2 separate regions of the Homo sapiens genome follow, and region 1 is linked to region 2. A link is an interaction called in ENCODE POLR2A ChIA-PET data of the cell type or tissue named here. Cell type or tissue: HepG2. All regions are shown on one strand. Links, peaks and the distances in the headings refer to the core of each region. The heading gives the core; the rest is flanking DNA.

Region 1 (8,328 bases), core at 241-8,240, 82 kb after region 2:
TCAATCTGCTGAAGATGCACCCTGCTGTTAACACATCATTGGAAAGATGGACCCTGGTCTGTTGTCTGGGCAATGGCATAGATAACCTCCCTCTTCTATCTTCTAAGTACTGTCAGATGGCGGCTGCCATTTCTGGGTCATCTCTAGGTCAGGCAAGATCTGGACTCTTAATATTCAGGCACATGTGTCCATGGTGTTCCTCTGTGGTGAGGAGCCTGCCATCAGTGAACTCCAAGCAGTAGAAGGGCCGGCTGCTCTGGCAGGGGAGTGGCCTGTGCTTCACTAGGGAGACACCCATTAGGAAGGGTGGTAGGTTAGTTTCCACAGGAACAAAGAACATCTGCTCCAGCCAACTAGAGAACAGATGGGGCAAAAAATATTCTTAAAGGGGACATTAGCTCATGGAATTGGTGCCAGGGAAGTAGGCCTTTCTAAAGAAGACATGAGGGGGCAGGTTAAACCTCTTAGCCTGAGAGAACTGTGAGGCCCTAAGACAGTAGAAGACCCACGTTGCTTTGGAAAGTGCAGGAGAAAGAATGCGAGATGTTTTCTCCCCTCAATAATGGCTGTCCTCTGGGAAAATGTCTCAAAGCTGTGTCAGCTTGCTGGCTGCCGGCTCAGAGCTCCCTGAGTCCTTCGGTCAGCAGTCCTCCCCTGCCACCTTCCCTATGGACCTTAGCTCACCTATATGACACACCCCACTTCTGTTGCCAGCTCCCTCTTAAACATCCCAGGGGCTCTTCTGCACTGGGCAGTAGGAAGCTCACCTGCTTTCTCTGACCCTCCTCTTTCTTCCTGTCCTCTCAGATGGCCTGGTGTCTAGGCTGGTGACAGCCTCCCAGCACCCTTTTCTGCTGTCTTTAGACAAAATTCCCAGTGCTTTCCCTTCTTCCTCCTGTTTGCTTTCCTTTTCTTCCTCATACCAACCATGTGTGCAAAGTCTAGATGGAGACTTTGGGTCCTCTGGAAATTATCTTGTCCCTTCCTCTGGGATTAATTTGTGACTTCTGGGTACAAGTTACTGACTACTCAAAGCAGCTGAAGCCCCAGAGGGGATTTAATTATAAGGGAGCTGGGGTGTCTCTCAGAACTCAAGGTCAAAGAAATGGCTGGATCACAAGAATGGACTAGAAGCAAGAAGCTGAATGCCACAGATATGGTCTTTGCCCCTCTCTGTGTGCTGGCTCATTCACTTCTCTCATTGCAGAGAGGACTTTCAGCTTCCTGGTCAGTCTATAGGAAAGAAAAGATGGAAAAGCAGCTCCTTCCTGTGCACATCACCAATAGAATTGCCTGGAGAAGGGCTGGCCTCTTTTTTCTCTCCATCTCTGTTCCCATCCCTGGGGAGGGATTTTGGCTGAGCTGAGATCAGGTGGCTACCCCATGTAACCACAAGAGTGGGTAGGGTTTAGGCACATGGTTATTTCCTTAACCATGGATCTAGGGATGGGGCCAGTTTCTAGAAATGGGTTAGTACTTTCTGTTGCACATTAGCCCTTCTTGGACCTCCAAGCCTAGGGGAGTCTGGCCTAGAGAGTTTACACACCCCAACTCCTCTCGCTTGGCTCTTCTCCTGCCTGGCATGAGGACGGGCAAGGCCTAGCAAGGAGCAGGGTAGTCTGACTGATGGAACCTGGGGCATGGCTGTGTGTCATTGCCATTCTCCATGTGCAGAAAAGACCCGGAACCTGGACCTTGAAGGCCATTCAGTCCCCGACCCCTCCTCAGGTACCACTCTACCCTTTTAGTAAAGTCTTTCATAAATGGTTTGATTGTTCCATTTGACACTAGGGAGTCAACATTGAAAAGTCTCACTGTTGGAAAGCTCATTGTTTCTAAATTCAGTCTTTCATGATGTAACTGAATCCATCCATTGTCCCTCATTCCATCTGGGGCTCACAAGGAAGACTCAGGCCCACCATCTTGCTTAGGTTAGGATTGAATTAGTGAATATGAAACTATTTTTGCATGAGAAGACAAGGGCTTGGGCCAGGCTCTATGGGATTTGGAAGCATTTTTGACTGGCTGCTGCTCTTCATCGAAGTGAACCCCTGAGGAGAAGAGACACATGTCTGACTACTTGTGGAAATGCCCAAGAGCACTCCTCTAGATTCTTCTTTTCCAACTACTGGCTCCATGGGACCAGAGCCAATTGTGAACCATGAGAAAGGTGTGGAGGTTCAGGCAAGTCAATGGGGAGAGATATGAGGAGTAGGGGGAGGACAGCAAAGGGGTCCTAGATCAAGATGCCGTCTTCCCTCTATCACTCACATTGATGGACCTTGTGGAGGTTGGGCAACCAAAACCTGCAAAGAACCCTAAATCCTTTTGGATCTCTGATAAGAAACAGCTCATAGTTAGCAATGTAGAGGGGACTGAATTTCAGTTCCGATGTTTCTGGTGGTTCCACAAGCTGGGGGGTTGAGACAATGATAACCACGAACGTGTAACAGGCATCGTTTTAGGCATTTTATGTGAATTAAGTCACTTAATCCTCACAATAAATCCTATGAAGTAGAAACTGTTACCCACCCCCCCTGTTGCCGATGAGGAAACTGAGGCATAGAGAGATTGAATAACTTGTCCAAAGTCCCATTGCTAGTATGGAGTAGAGTCAGGATTCTAATCCAGGCATTGTGACTTCCCAGCCATCCTTCCTTTTCTCTCTGACCAACTGGGGAACCAAACAGTTCTACCCCAGGTGAACAGGAGAAAAGACTGCCTGATATCAACTCCCCCAGGACAGCGACCTTGTCCTTTGTAGCCATGTGCTAAGGCCCAGTGCCTTACACCCAGTAGAATTTCTTGTTGGAAAGAGAAAACTTAAAGGGGGACGAGGATTAGTCTTTGTCTTGAGACTTTCCAACAAGAGAAATTTACATTTAGACACTCCATGTATCCATGTATTTTCCTACCAGAAGGTAGTGTTTAGGAGTTAAATGTCACATCAAAGACAAATGTTAGAGCCAGGAGATTTTTCTTTCTAGGAAGAAGGATATGTTAGTTAGTGACTTTCTCCATCTGATTCGGATTTTATCTCTACTGTTGTCACTAAATTCTTTTCCTTTCTCTCTCCATGGAGCTGGTAGTTTAAAAAAAGAAATCTGCAGGGATGGGTACGGTGGCTCTCTGGTTATGGTGGTAATAGCCATGTTCCTAAATCTGAACTCCTTTCTTCAGGTCAAATTGCATAAGCTTTCCATGGTACTGCAGGCTTTTTCTTTCTGCTCCCCTTCACTCTGCGATGCCTCAAACCTCTCATTTCCGTCCACGCTCTCTGCAGACACAGAGTACTGAGGCTGGAAGGAGAAGGAGGGGAACAGGCAGGCCCCACTCTCTGCTCTGAGTAGTGTGTGGGAGGAGGCTGGAGAACGGAGCACTTCTCTCTGATCCTGCCTGACTCTTTTGGAGCCAGTGAGGTGGGGGTGTCTCTGAGTGAAGCAGAGGGAGGCCTGGAGGGGCTCAGGAGCTGGACTATTTCTGTAACACAGAGCACGTCTGCAGCCAGCCACAGAGAAGGTCAAACTCTGGGTGCAGGGCTGGAATGCAAGGGGCCAGGCAGCTGGGGGGAGCTGTGGTTTCACCCTTCTGGCAGCTTAGAGGGCCGCTGCAATGCCCTTTGGGGAAGGTGGGGCTACCCACAGCAAAGCGAGTAGGGGAGTGGGGAGGGACTCTGCTCTGGTAGATAGTGATGATGGTGCAGGGCATTGGAGGAGGGTAGGGGAAGGCATGCAAAATCTAAATGCCCATCACATGTGTTGGAGAGGAATTGAATTCCAAGATGTGGGGGCTTTAATTCATGCTCTCTACCATTAAAAAAAAAAATCAGGCAAAGCACTGTGTGAGAGGAAAGAGAAATAGTGCTGAGACGGGAACCAGGAGGCCACGAAACACACGCATGTGAGTGTGCACCAGTGTTCAGAAATCCACATGGGGAGGAGGATGCACTTGCACTGGCCCCTTCCAAGGCCATATCTAACACACAAATTTGTACCTATAGTCTTTTCCTTAATGAGGACCACGCCCCTCCCACCACAAATTGTATAAGCTCCAGGACCCCAGAAACCCAGATCTGTTGCTGCATCCACGACACTGACACATATGCCCTTCCTTGGTCCCCTGCCTGCACGTCATGAAGCCCCTTCCTCTGTGTGCGTGCACCCCGTAGCTTCTGTGCCTTACCCTCATCTTCCCACGTGTGTTTGTGCGGTTTGGAGCTTCTTGAGTTTCCGTTTATAGTTAGAAAATTGCCCTGCTCTGGCTCTGGCTTTGTCACAGGAGGCTCGTGTTGGCTCAGTCTGACTGCTGCTTGACCTTTGGCCACCCTGCCCTTGGCTTGGCCTGCTGTGGCCACCTAGAAGCATAATCTGTTGGTTTGTTTTCCTTCTCGGGCTGTGGGTCCTCCCCAGCTGAATCTAAGCCTCTAAAATGGGGTGAGGGTTTCAGATGAGCAGGCAGCCTTTGGAAGGAGCGCTTCCCTGAAGAACCGAAGGTGCTCAGGATGAGCAGCTCTTTTGTCCTATAATTTGCTCTAGGGGCAATGAGATTCCCTTTCTCAGGTCTAGTGGGCCCCAAGAGAACAAGGACTTGCTACACACCTTATGCAGCTGGATAGCAGCATAAGCACTAGAATTTTTTTTTTGTTGTTTGTTTTTTTTTTTTTGAGATGGCATCTCCCTCTGTCACCCAGGCTAGAGTGCAATAGCATGACCTCAGCTCACTGCAACCTCCGCCTCCCGGATTCAAGCGATCCTCTTGCCTCAGCCTCCCGAGTAGCTGGGACTACAGGCGTGTGCCACCACACCTGGTTACTTTTTGTATTTTTAGTAGAAACAGGGTTTCATTATGTTGGCCAGGCTGTACTTGAACTCCAGACCTCAGGAAATCCACCCACCTTGGCCTCCCAAAGTGCTGGGATTATGGGCATGAGCCAATGCGCCTGGCCTAGAACTGGGTCTTCTTAGTCAATTATTTCTGTCCAGTAATGTTGACCCTTAGAATGGACTGCTTTCAACCATGACACACACACAAAAGCCCACCTCCCAGTTCAAATTACACTAGGAACAGACCTCCCTCACATTTGAGATTCTCAGGTGTTAATTGTTCTGGCTCCTAAGTACAGGGGAGAGGGTACTATCTTGATGGATAACTTCTTTAGGAACAAATTATTAAGCATCCATCTGTAGGTGTCAAAGTGGTGAGGGGTTTTATAATCAAAATTGAGCCACTGTCTCCTAAGGATAAATAGCCCAAGGCAGATGCAGACAGATAATAATGATTATTAGCATTTATTGAACATTTACTAAGTGCCAGAACCTTTCATAAATTTTTTGTGGGTATAATCTTATTTACTCCTGTGACGAACCCATGAAGAAGGTCCGTATATTATCCCGTTTTCACAGATGGGGGAATGAAAGCACAGAGAGGTTAAGTTTCTCACCCAGAGTCCCTTAGGTAGTAACTGGTGGAGCCGGGATTGGAACTGGGGCAGTCTGACTCCAGAGCCAAAAATCTCAAGGCTAATGCGGATTCAACTCAATAAAAATAAACGAAAGGATTAGCTGGTAGGATGATGCATGAGAAGGGAATTTCAAGTTGCACAACTAACATAAAGTGGGAAGAAAGCTGGCTTTGGGCTGTGTCCTGGGCTCTAATCCCAGTTCTCTCACTTCCTAACTGTGTAGCCTTGGGCTAATAACCTGACCTCTCAGGTTCTTCCTCCGCAACAGCAGGACAGCAATACCTATCTCTGGGGGTTAAGCAGAGAATTCGCTAGCATCATGACTTGGATAGGTGTTAATTTCCTTTTTCTTTCTGTGCTAGTTGTCAAGTTTTCCTGGGAGGGTGAAGGGTAATTTGGGAATTCAAGGTTAATTCTTATTTCAAGAAGAAATGTCCAACCAGCCCTCCAGTACCCTATCTTCTGGACAAGATTTTCTGCCATCACCACTTCCTCCGTATCCTCCTGGGATGGCCTGGAATTGGAGGAGAGACAGGCTGGAGAGAGAGAAGGGTGTTTGGCTTAATGCAGCTGTCAAGCAGCTGTCACGCTCTGGCCACTCTTTCTTCATCTTCTCTTTTTCCTTTTAAAAACAAGGACATTCTCTTGCATAACCACAGTACAATTAACAGACTCAGGAAACTTAATAACATCGATACAATTCTATTATCTAATATACAGTCCATATTGAAATTTCACCAGTTGTCCTAATAATGTCATTAGAATCCAATTCAGGATCATGTCTCTTTCCTCTCAGTCTGGAAAGTCCCTCAGCCTTTCTCCATGTTCATGCATTGAAGTTTTCTTAAAGAGCACAGGATCCTCTCTGGGACTTCCTGAGCCTTGTCCCGTCTTTCCTCATCCCTGAGCAGGGCTGACTAGAGTAAGGCGATTAATACACTCCCCTTAGGTACAAAATGTCTTACATTTTGCCAAATGGGTGCCAAAAAACTCGGTAGTCAAGATAAATAACATTTCAATGCAATAATTTTAAAATCAAAATCAATGCAAACATTTCATGAAGAACAAAATAGTAACATTCGAAATAAAGACAGGATCTAAAACAGTGCCACTTTAAGCCAAATTGGAGGCTGAGGCAAAAGGGAAATTCCAGTGATACTGGTCCTGTCTTTATTTGAAATGTTGGTATTTCATTCATCATGGGTTTTTAATGTTAATTTTTATTTCAAAAATATCGCGTTAAAATAAGTCTTGATTGGCCGGGTGCAGTGGCTCATGCTTGTAATCCCAGCACTTTGGGAGGCCAAGGCGGGCGGATCACCTGAGGCCAGGAGTTCGAGATCAGCCTGGCCAGCATGGTGAAACCGTATCTCTACTGAAAATACAAAAATTAACTGGGTGTGGTGGCACATGCCTGTAGTCCCAGCTACTTGGGAGGCTGAGGCAGGATAATCGCTTGAACTTGGGAGGCAGAGGTTGCAATGAGCCAAGATCGCGCCACTGCACTGCAGCCTGGGTGACAGAGCAAGACTCCATCTCAAAGAAAAAAAAAAAGTCTGATTACTGAGTTTTTGGATGCCCCTTAAACTTTGTGCTCCCTCCCCCACTCCCACAGTGTGGGCTTGCTCCCTCTCCCAGTCATCCCACCCTCAGAACAAGTTGGGGGAGAGAGGTGGGGCTCCATGCCAGGAGGAGGAAGGTTAGGGTACAGAGAAGAGGCGGGAGGGGAGGGGTACAGAGGCCTGGAACGCAGCCGTGTGTCTGGCCGGGAGCTCTCTAACACTAACAGCTTCCAGCTGCTTCCACAACCTCCAGACTTCCGCCTTGGGAGTGGCATTTGGTTGTTTTTTATTCCCCCTCTTCACATCAAATGTGTGATCTAATTAGACTTTGCATCCCTCATTTCTATCAGTCTTCCCTGTCTTGCAGTGCTCCCCTTAGTTGACCTGTCCTGACCCTGTTTCCATCCATCCCAGGAGCCTCTCAGGTGCTGCCACTGGCATGCTCCAGGAGCATCCACCCAGTGCTGGGTGAGCACCACAAAGACCAAGCCAGGGCAAGAGACACAGGTAGGCGTCAGCCAGGGTGAGGGAAATGGGGGGCATCAGCCAGGGCGAGGGACACAGGTGGGCATCAGCCAGGGTGAGGGACATAGGTGGGCGTCAGCCAGGGTGAGGGACACAGGTGGGTATCAGCCAGGGTGAGGGACATAGTGCCCGGGTGAGGGACATAGGTGGGCATCAGCCAGGTCGGGGCAGCTCCTTGTGGCCCTGAGGAAAGAGCTTCGGACTGAGGTTAACAGACCCCGAGGTTAGCCTTGCCTCAGGTATATGAGGTGGGTTATCTCAGCCAACACTTCCAGCTTCAGGGATTTTGTTTTGTAAAATGAGGGTGGTACTAACACTTTTCTGCCCACCTCATAAGACCATAAAAGAACCAAATGAGATAATGATGACAGTGCTTTGTGAACCGTAAAGGATTTTATTTGATATTTTCCCTTCTGTCATAGAACAAATAATCCTTTATTTTGATGAAGACCGTATTCAGGTCTGCTACATTATTTGATCTAAATCCATGAGAAGAGTAAAGGCGGATTCAGGACACATGTTCATCTCTGCCTGTAACCAGCATTTCTGTCAGACTAAAGCAGGTCAGTAGGAAACCATACCCATTCCCACCCTCATTCCATCACCATGTGAAACAGAATGGGTGTGCCCAATAATAGCAGTCGTTGTTTTAATGTCTCAATTGAAGGCTTTTCTTTTTTATAGATTTATTGAGGTATATGATAAATTGTATATATTTAAAGGGTAAAATTAGGTGCATTTTGTGAAACCATAAACACAATTGAGATAATTAACATATAT
Region 2 (8,328 bases), core at 150-8,149:
TAGATGCTGGAGAGGTAAAAATAATGGACATTTATTTCAGTCCTCATTGAGGGTTTTTTTTTTTTTTTTTGAGACAGAGTCTCACTTTGTCACCCAGGCTGGAGTGCAGTGGCGCAATCTCGGCTCACTGCAACCTCCACTTCCTGGATTCAAGCTATTCTCGTGCCTCAGCCTCCCGAGTAGCTAGGATTACACGCGTGCACCACCAAATAATTTTTGTACTTTTAGTAGAGATGGGGTTTCACCATGTTGGTCAGGCTGGTCTTGAACTCCCAACCTCAAGTTATCCACCTGCCTCAGCCTCCCAAAGTGCTGGGATTACAGGTGTGAGCCACCACACCTGGCCCTCACTGAGTTGTGATTTTCTTGTAGGTACTGTATTAATTTCTCATGTCTGCTGTAACAAATTACTACAAATTGGGTGGTTTAAAACAATAGAAATTTATACTCTCACAGTTCAGGATGAAATCCAGGTATTGGCAGGGCTGCACTCTGGAAGCTCTAGGGGAAAATGTACTCTTTGCCTCTTCTAACTTTTGGTGATTGCCAACATTCCCTAACTTGGGGCCACATCACTCCAATCTCTGTTTTCATGGTCACATGACTTCCACCTCTTCTATTACATTTCTTATGTGTCTCTTACGAGGACATTTGTCATTCGATTTAGTGCTCACCCCAGTAATCCAGGATGATTTTCTCATCTTAAGATTCTTAATTGTATCTGCAAAGACCTTTTTCCAAATAAGGGAACATTAATAGATTCCAGGGATTTGATGCAGATAGCTTTTGAGGAGATGTTTTTCAGCCTACCACAGATATCAAACCAGAAATAGTAATGTTGAAGTGATTAAGACATCAGAATGTAATAGAGAATCAGAATAATTTATAAATATTACTGATATATTTTTTCCAAATGCTTGGTTGCCTTTTAAAGAGATGAAAGAGGCCAGGCGCACTTGCTCACTCCTGTAATCCCAGCATTTTGGGAGGCTGAGGTGGGATGCTGGCTTGAGTCCAGGAGTTCAAGGTCACAGTGAGCTCTGATTGTGCCACTGCACCACCTTAGCCTGGGTGACAAAATGAGATCCTGTTTTTAAGCAAATAAATAAATAAATAAACATTTTTAAAGGGATAAAAAAATTTGCTGTGGGGGGAAAAGCAATCAGACAGCTAAATTTCTGACTTAGTTGCCAGCCATGTATGATTTTCATTTTAATCTATCAACCCTCCTTCTCTCTTCTAGGTAATTGTTGAACCAATAGCTGCTTTTATTTGGGTTTTCTACTCTTTTTCTACATGTCTTTAGCTCTTTTGCTAAAATGTCGTTACTAGCAGTATCAATACTAATCATAACTAATCATAAACAAGAACTAGCATGCAAAAAGTCACTAGCGAGACTAGACCACAGTTAGGGAAATATTTTCGAACGTGATTTCTTATTTCAAATGAGTAATAAACATTTACAAATCTGAGCCACTGGCCTTTTCTCATCTAGGTAAATGTCCCCAGGAACCCCAGGCTACATTAGACATTAAACAAGACAAAAATCTCGTGGAAAAATAGATCAAGAGGCGCTCGAAGAAGACAGTAGTGTAATACATGTTTTCAAATATATGTCATCTTGTCCCCTGTTTCTGCCCACGTTCAGCACAAGCAGCTGCCCTTACTGGTTGCTCAGGTTGGACTGGGAGTGCACTGATTGCTGGTATTTTCCCTTGAGGCATCTTGGCAGCAACTCTGGCCGTTTATATTCTTGGCCATCTCAGGGGCTAGGCAGGTGGCTCTGTGCTTTGTCAGTGGCGTGAGTCCTACAGGTGTTTCATATGGCTGGTGACAGGGGACTGCAGCCTGGCAGAGTCTGCTACCTTGATCTGCCAACTTTCTCCAATTCAGAAACGAAGGGGCACCTAGACCTTCATCTGTGCTTCCCAGGTGCAGCTCTGCTTCATTGTCAAATGAAGCTTTCTCTACTAGAAATTTGTAGGATCTGAGAAGAGAGAAAGAATTTGGACATCATGGGTTTCTGCGTGTCTTCTGCTTCTGGAGAATGGACTTAACTTAGATCTGGCAGCCAGGATGTTGGCAGAGTCCATTTCCAGTGTTGGAGTGCGAAGGATGTAATGAAAACAGCTCTGGCCTGAGACACTGGTGGGCAGATCCTTTTCAGCCACCACCCTTCTCAGTGACCTTGACCAGCCCCTTTCCCTTCTCTGTTCCTCACTTGCCATATTCAAAACAAGAGGATTGGACTAAATGTTCTCTGAGGCATCTCCTAGCTTTACCATCTATCAGATGTATACACTTTAAACCCTCCAGGTTGAGAATTTGGGATCTATGAGAAGGATCACAGGCTGTTTCTTTTCCCAGGAAGATCTCCCCACACACACCCTGATGTTGCTGATGGTTATATTGAGAGTGCCTCTAAATAAAGTCCAAAAGTACGGGATTGTGGTTAGAGTTAAGAGTAGTTCTCAGTTATGACCATATCAAGCATTCATCAAATGTTAATTGGTCTGGGCGCAGTGGCTCATGCCTGTTATACCAGCACTTTGGGAAACTGAGGCCGGTGGATCAGATCACTTTAGGTCAGGAATTTGAGACCAGTCTGGCCAACATGGTGAAACCCCGTCTCTACTGAAAATACAAAAAAAATTAGCCAGGCATGGTAGTGAGTGCCTGCAGCCCCAGCTACTCAGGAGGCTGAGGTGAGAGGATCACTTGAACTTGGGAGGTGGAGGTTGCAGTGAGCCGAGATCATGCCACTGCACTCCAGCCTGGGTGATAGAGCGAGACTCCATCTCAAAAAAAAAAAAAAAAAATTGTTAATTGGTGCCGCAGGCAGCTGCCAGGGCTGTAAAGATGGATAAGATGGAGTTCCTGCCCCAAGGAGCACACAGTCCAATGGAGGAGACAGATGACTAAATCAAGGATTGCATTACAGTGTGATAAGTGCTACTATAGGGTTATTCATCAGGTGCCATGACACATGGAGGATGGACATATAAATCTCTCCGGGGTAGTGTCAGGAATGGCTTCCTGGAGGAGGTGGCACATGGGTAGACACTGAAAGGATGAGTAGGAATTACCTATGTGGAATGGGGATCAAGTCTCCTGGAATGCTCACAAAACGTATGTTTGCCCAACAGATAATTGCCAGCTGTCATGGAACACATTGCTCCCTTTAAACACAGGTGTCTCTCTCATCGTCTAATTATTCTCCTGGGCCTGGCACATGGATTGGAACTGTATGTACCTAACTGGAGCCCCAGTGGCAGATCCGGAGTAAGCTGGGAAAGCCAAATGGACTTCAGCATTTTTTCTTTCTTGAGACAGGGTCTCGCTCTGTTGCCCAGGCTGGAGTACACTGGCAGGATCATAGGTCACCGCAGCCTCGACCTCCCGGCTCAAAGTGATCCTCCTGACAGTGTTCTGAGTTGCTGGGACTACAGGCTCGTGCCACCAGATCCAGCTAATTAATTATTATTATTATTTGTAGTGACAGGGTCTTGCTATGTTGCCTAAGCTGGCTAACTTTGATATAGACCCTGAGATAGCAGAACTGTGGGCTCCAGCAATACTGCTTTTGGTATGCCAGTATGAAATGCTTGCAGTCTGCATTCTGTACACATAACACATTCCCTTCTCTCTCCATTTTTCTTCCTTTTTCCTTTTCCATTTCTGGTGCAAGTTAGGGGGAATGGAATGGAGGGACATAAACGCTGTTGGTTTCTGAGTATTTCTAAGGTCTCCCTGTGATTCTACTTAGTCATGGCAGACTTCTTGGAGGAGGTGCTGGGAAAGAAAGGTAAGGACTAGCTCGACTAATCAGGCTGGCATCTGAGCTAGGAGAGGCTCCCCGGGCCCCTCGCTGCTCACAGCCCCGCCACGCTTCCGTGCCTTTGACCTTTGTTCCTCTCCTAACCTCCCACCAAGTAGAACCAGGTTTAATCACTTCCCCTTTTCCGTTCAGTGGCTGGACATGTCCACCAGGTTCCTGATTCAAAGCTCTTTTAGTCAAACTGGTTCTCTGCGCGGTGCGCCTGGACTGGGGGACTTGGCGCTGCCGGCGAGTTCTCGGGGCTGTGAATTACCTTCCGAGGCGGCGGCGCGGCTCCGCCCCCGGCCCCGCCGGTGGTTCAAGTGCAAGATCGGAGCTGGGAGCGGAGAGGCAACACCCCTGCTCGCACTGCAACCTGCTCCCTTCGGGGAGGGATCCTCCCCGCTCCAGCTTCTGCTCTCCGGGCTCCGCCAGGCTGGAGGGCAGCAGAGCCAGGAGGAACGGAGACCCAGCGCTGCCCGTTAACAGTCCCGGCAGGAGAGGCATCGTAATTACTCACCGCGCTAATTGCCCGTCATTAAAGTTCAGGAAACGGTCCGAAGAGGAGCTCCCGAGTCGACGAGGAGGCAGGTGGTGTCTGGGGCTCCCGGCCGGCCAGGGTTAAGCGCTTGCCTGCTCCCTGCCGCCCGGCTTGAGGCCAGCGCGTCTTCAGTGGGGAGGCCAGCCACACTGCCAGGGACCCGGGAGCGACGCCGCCAGCCCGGCCGGACCCCCTCCCCCACCACGGCCTCTGGAAGGGGGCAGCAAGTGGGGGTTCCCGGGTACCAAGCCCCCTGCCCAGCCGGCGCCTGGGGGCGCAGAGAGCGAGAGGGGCTGCAGGGACACCGAGATGGCCGATGAGATTGACTGGCTGGACCTGCCCGGCCGGTGGGCCTACGGAGTTGACGGCGGTGGGAGAATCTTCTTCATCAAGTATGTTGGTCTCGCTCTTCTTTTTATTTCATTTTTTTCCATTAAGTTGCCCAACTTGAAAAGTGGCGGGGCTGGGGGCAGGCCGGAGAAGGTGGGTGAAGCGGTGGCTACAAGGGCGGGCATGACTAATAAGTTTATCACCATGCCTGTTTGAATGTGTCTCCCGCCTTTTCCTCAATGGGTCAAAGTCCAGCAAAGGCTTGGCATTCCCTCAGCTTGGAAAGGCTGGGCAGGGCAGGGGAGTGCTGCCCTTTCTCCCTCTCCCTGGTCACATGCGAGGCCTCCAGGAGGATGACTAGACCAATGCCCAGCCTGGAGTTTTTTCAGCTCCTTCCCTGAAAGGGCCAGAGGTAGGTCTTTCATTTTCCCCGAGACTTTCCTATGGGAAGACTTGGGCTAAGTGACAACATACCAGGAGATCCTGCCTCTACCACTCAGTTCCTGGCAACCCTCGCCCCAGACTCAGCGTGCCCAGGACAGCAGTTCTCCTCTCCTGTCCTGCTTCTTTATGGGGCTGTGGTCAAGAGGGAGGGGGACGATGCCCACTGTATGTTTGGCATTCTTGAGAGAGAGCGCGCCTTTGCTACTCTCAGTAATATATTAGCACTGTTATATTAATTTCATAAGCCAAAGTGGCTCTGGCATAATCTCATTATAACAAAGTGGCCCTGCTGGCTGTCTTTTGGCTCGCTTCTACTATAGTCATCTTTTGCCAGGATAGACATCTTCCAGAAATATAGCAAGTCTAGAAGCACAGCGTCTTGGACTGTTACCCACACTTGACGAGCTTTTCCTTCCTCAAGATAGCCACTTAAAAACATCGGAGCTACAAGGAATCTTAGAAACAACCCCTTCATTTGTCAAATGGGGAACTGAGGTCCAGAGATATTGAAGTACCGGTCTAAGAGAAAACCACGTGTTAATCAGAGCTGGGACTCAGCCCCGCATCTGCTGACTTAGTGCACTGCTTCCCCAGGTACCAAACTGCCTTTGCAGGGGCTCAGGCAGGCAGTAGTTTCTCTTTGGTGTTTCTAAGTTTCCACATTTGCTTTAGGCCTTTGTTCTGTAATTATCACCACCATGATCATAATTGATGTTGTAATTATATTATCTTAGAAATTAACTCCATTAAAGTTCTTGACCCTAAGTCAGATTCTTAAATAACAGAACCTCTGCAATATTAAAACTGCAGTGGCTAGAGACATTAGAGTTTATAAGAATCACCCAAGGAACTTATTAAGAAGGTGGATTCCTGAGCCCTACCTCAGGAGATTCCTATTCAGAGGATCTGGGGTAGGGTCTTAGAATGTGAATTTCCATGAGCCCCTCAGGTATACTGATGAAGTGGTTCATTCTCTTCTTTCTTCCTGATCTCTTACTTGCCATCCAGATTCTTTTCCTCTTTCATTCTACAAACATTTATTGGGCATCCACTCTTTGCTGCAGTGCTAGGCACTGGAGATAAAAACAATAAGATATAGGTTTTTACTTTAAGTTAACAGGGAGAATACATAAATCAATACTTAGGAAATAATATGGTACATTCTTGAGGCATTTGCATGATGCTATGGGAAGGAAAGAACTAATGCTCTCCAGGGAGTTCAGTGAGGGCTTCCCAGAGGAGGAAGCATTTGAGCTGATTCTGGAGGAGAGACAAGAGTGAAAGAAGCCTTGGAAGTAGAGGCTTGGGGAAATAAAGGCACCAGTGGGGGCTGAGGAACAGGTAACCTAGAGCACTCGGAGAGGTTCAGTGGAGACGGAGTGGAGCTGCTGAAATACTGTAGAGGACCAGGAGAAAAAGTAGGAAGAGGCAGCTTGAGAGAGCCCTTATGTGCTAAGCTAAGGGGTCGGGACTCCATCCTATAGGTGATGGGAAGCCAAAGGAGATTTCAAACTGGGACTTGACATCATCGAGTCTGTGTTTAGAGCCTTGTCTCTGGCAGCTTCCTGAGCGATGATTTGAGGCTGAGCGAGAGGCAGGAGGAGAAACTTAAGGTATGGAAAGCAGTTAGGAAACAATTGCAAAAGTCCAGGAGACAGCTGATGGGGCCCGAATTAAAATGGTGAGAATAGAAGTGAAGGGGAGGGAGAGATGGGAGAAATCTTCAGGAACCAAATCAGGAATATTCTTCTAATGCTTGAATTCTGGGGAGGGGAGACAAAGGGAGGAATCAGAGGTGAAGCTTAGAATTTCCAGCTTGAGTTGACAGAGGTCAGGAGTATGGCAAGGGGAGTGCATATTAGGGGGAGTACAGGGTTAGTGGGGAAACACTGCAGTTGAGGTTCCCGGGGGACATTCAGGAGATGCTGTCTAACAGACAACTGGATATACAGGATAGAGTTTGAAGAGAGAGGCCTGGGCTGGAAAAGGGTCATCGTGTGGGGGTAGAACGACCCAGAAGAGTGCGAGGGAAAAGACAGGAGTATACCCCAGGCAGCACCAGTGTCAAGGAAGGGACAGAGGAACAGAGGCCAGGCTGGAGAGTAAGACCGAGAGGTTGCAGAGGTGGGCAGCACCAGGACCAGGGTAGAATGCCACCCCAGAAGGCAAGGAAGAGGGATGTTAAGAAGAAAAAAGGAAGGAATTCAACAGTATTGGATGCAGCAGAAAAGCCAAACGGGCCAAAGGCTAAAAAATGCCTAGTGGATTTAGGAGAGGGGGAGGCCTCTAATGACGTCTAGGAAAGTGGTTTCAGGAGAGAGCTGGGAACAGAAACCAGGTTGCAGTGGATTGGTGAATGAAAGGCCAGAAAGTGGGGAAAGCTAGGAGTGACTACTGTTGAATGTTTGGTCAGGAATGAGGAGTGCGAGACATGAAGCTGCCAGGGGACATGGCATTGAGTGGGAGGCAGCGTGTTTAGACTATAGAAGACACAGACAGAGGAGGAGGATAAAGGGATGGACCCTATAAAGAGAGAGGAGGTGAAGATGCAAGGCTGGGATGCTCAACAGAAGGAGGTTCTATAAAAGATGGAAGAGGAGGGGGACGATAACCCAGGCAGAGAGATTAGCCTTAAAGGGGAGAGAGGGCTACCTCTTCTCCAGAGGAAGACAAGTATTAAAGGATGGGTGAGAATCTGGGTAAGTTTTGGTGGTGAGGTGATTGGGCATACTGGGAAAGCTCCCACCTAATCTTTTCTATTTTTTCTTCATTAAGACATAAGATCCTCTGTGCCGGAGAGGGGCTAGGTAGCAGAGGCAGCCCTGGGACCTGAGGTTAGCCGGAAAGGCTTGGAGCACTCTGCAGATGGCAACTGACTGGGGACCTTGAAGAAGATTCTAGGTGGCACTCAGGGCTCAGCTAAGCTGGGAGACTGGATTTGCAGTGACCCCAGTTCTTCGAGGCCCAGTTCCCCCATCAGCCCGGTGCTGGAGTGGAGACAGCCTGTGACTGCGTTGTCCCAGACAGTGGTGCTGACAAGGGTGCAAGATGGTGCCAAGCCAAGGGGAAGAGGAAGTTGAGGGCTGTGGTGGAATGTCAAGGGTGTGATAGGGTTGTCTGTGATATCCAGTGGGGTAGAGATAGATGGGAATCTGAGGGGGCGGACAGTGTGCAAGGAGGGGAGAGTCAGGGGCTG

What was found. Peaks named below come from ENCODE experiments on the same cell type or tissue, not always from the same donor. Only the 100,000 strongest peaks of a DNase experiment are listed, where the experiment ranks them.
Region 1: POLR2A ChIA-PET joins it to region 2 with 5 read pairs; 6 of 35 experiments call an interaction of 5 or more read pairs at or near these places.

Annotation. Positions count from the first base shown.
Region 1 is chr1:204,291,825-204,300,152 of GRCh38, reverse strand. All of the region lies in intron 1 of PLEKHA6 (pleckstrin homology domain containing A6), which reads left to right. Among named protein-coding and RNA genes, the nearest start is that of PLEKHA6, 64 kb to the left of the region's middle. RefSeq lists an enhancer at 3,934-4,825. In HepG2, for the core only: a CTCF peak has its summit at 3,571; DNase peaks (open chromatin) are centred at 3,572, 4,322 and 5,582; H3K4me3 peaks cover 1,324 bases.
Region 2 is chr1:204,374,005-204,382,332 of GRCh38, reverse strand. It overlaps a transcript of PLEKHA6 not described here. Among named protein-coding and RNA genes, the nearest start is that of LINC00628, 8.4 kb to the right of the region's middle. In HepG2, for the core only: no CTCF peak of the experiment used is centred there; DNase peaks (open chromatin) are centred at 3,952 and 4,942; H3K4me3 peaks cover 3,077 bases.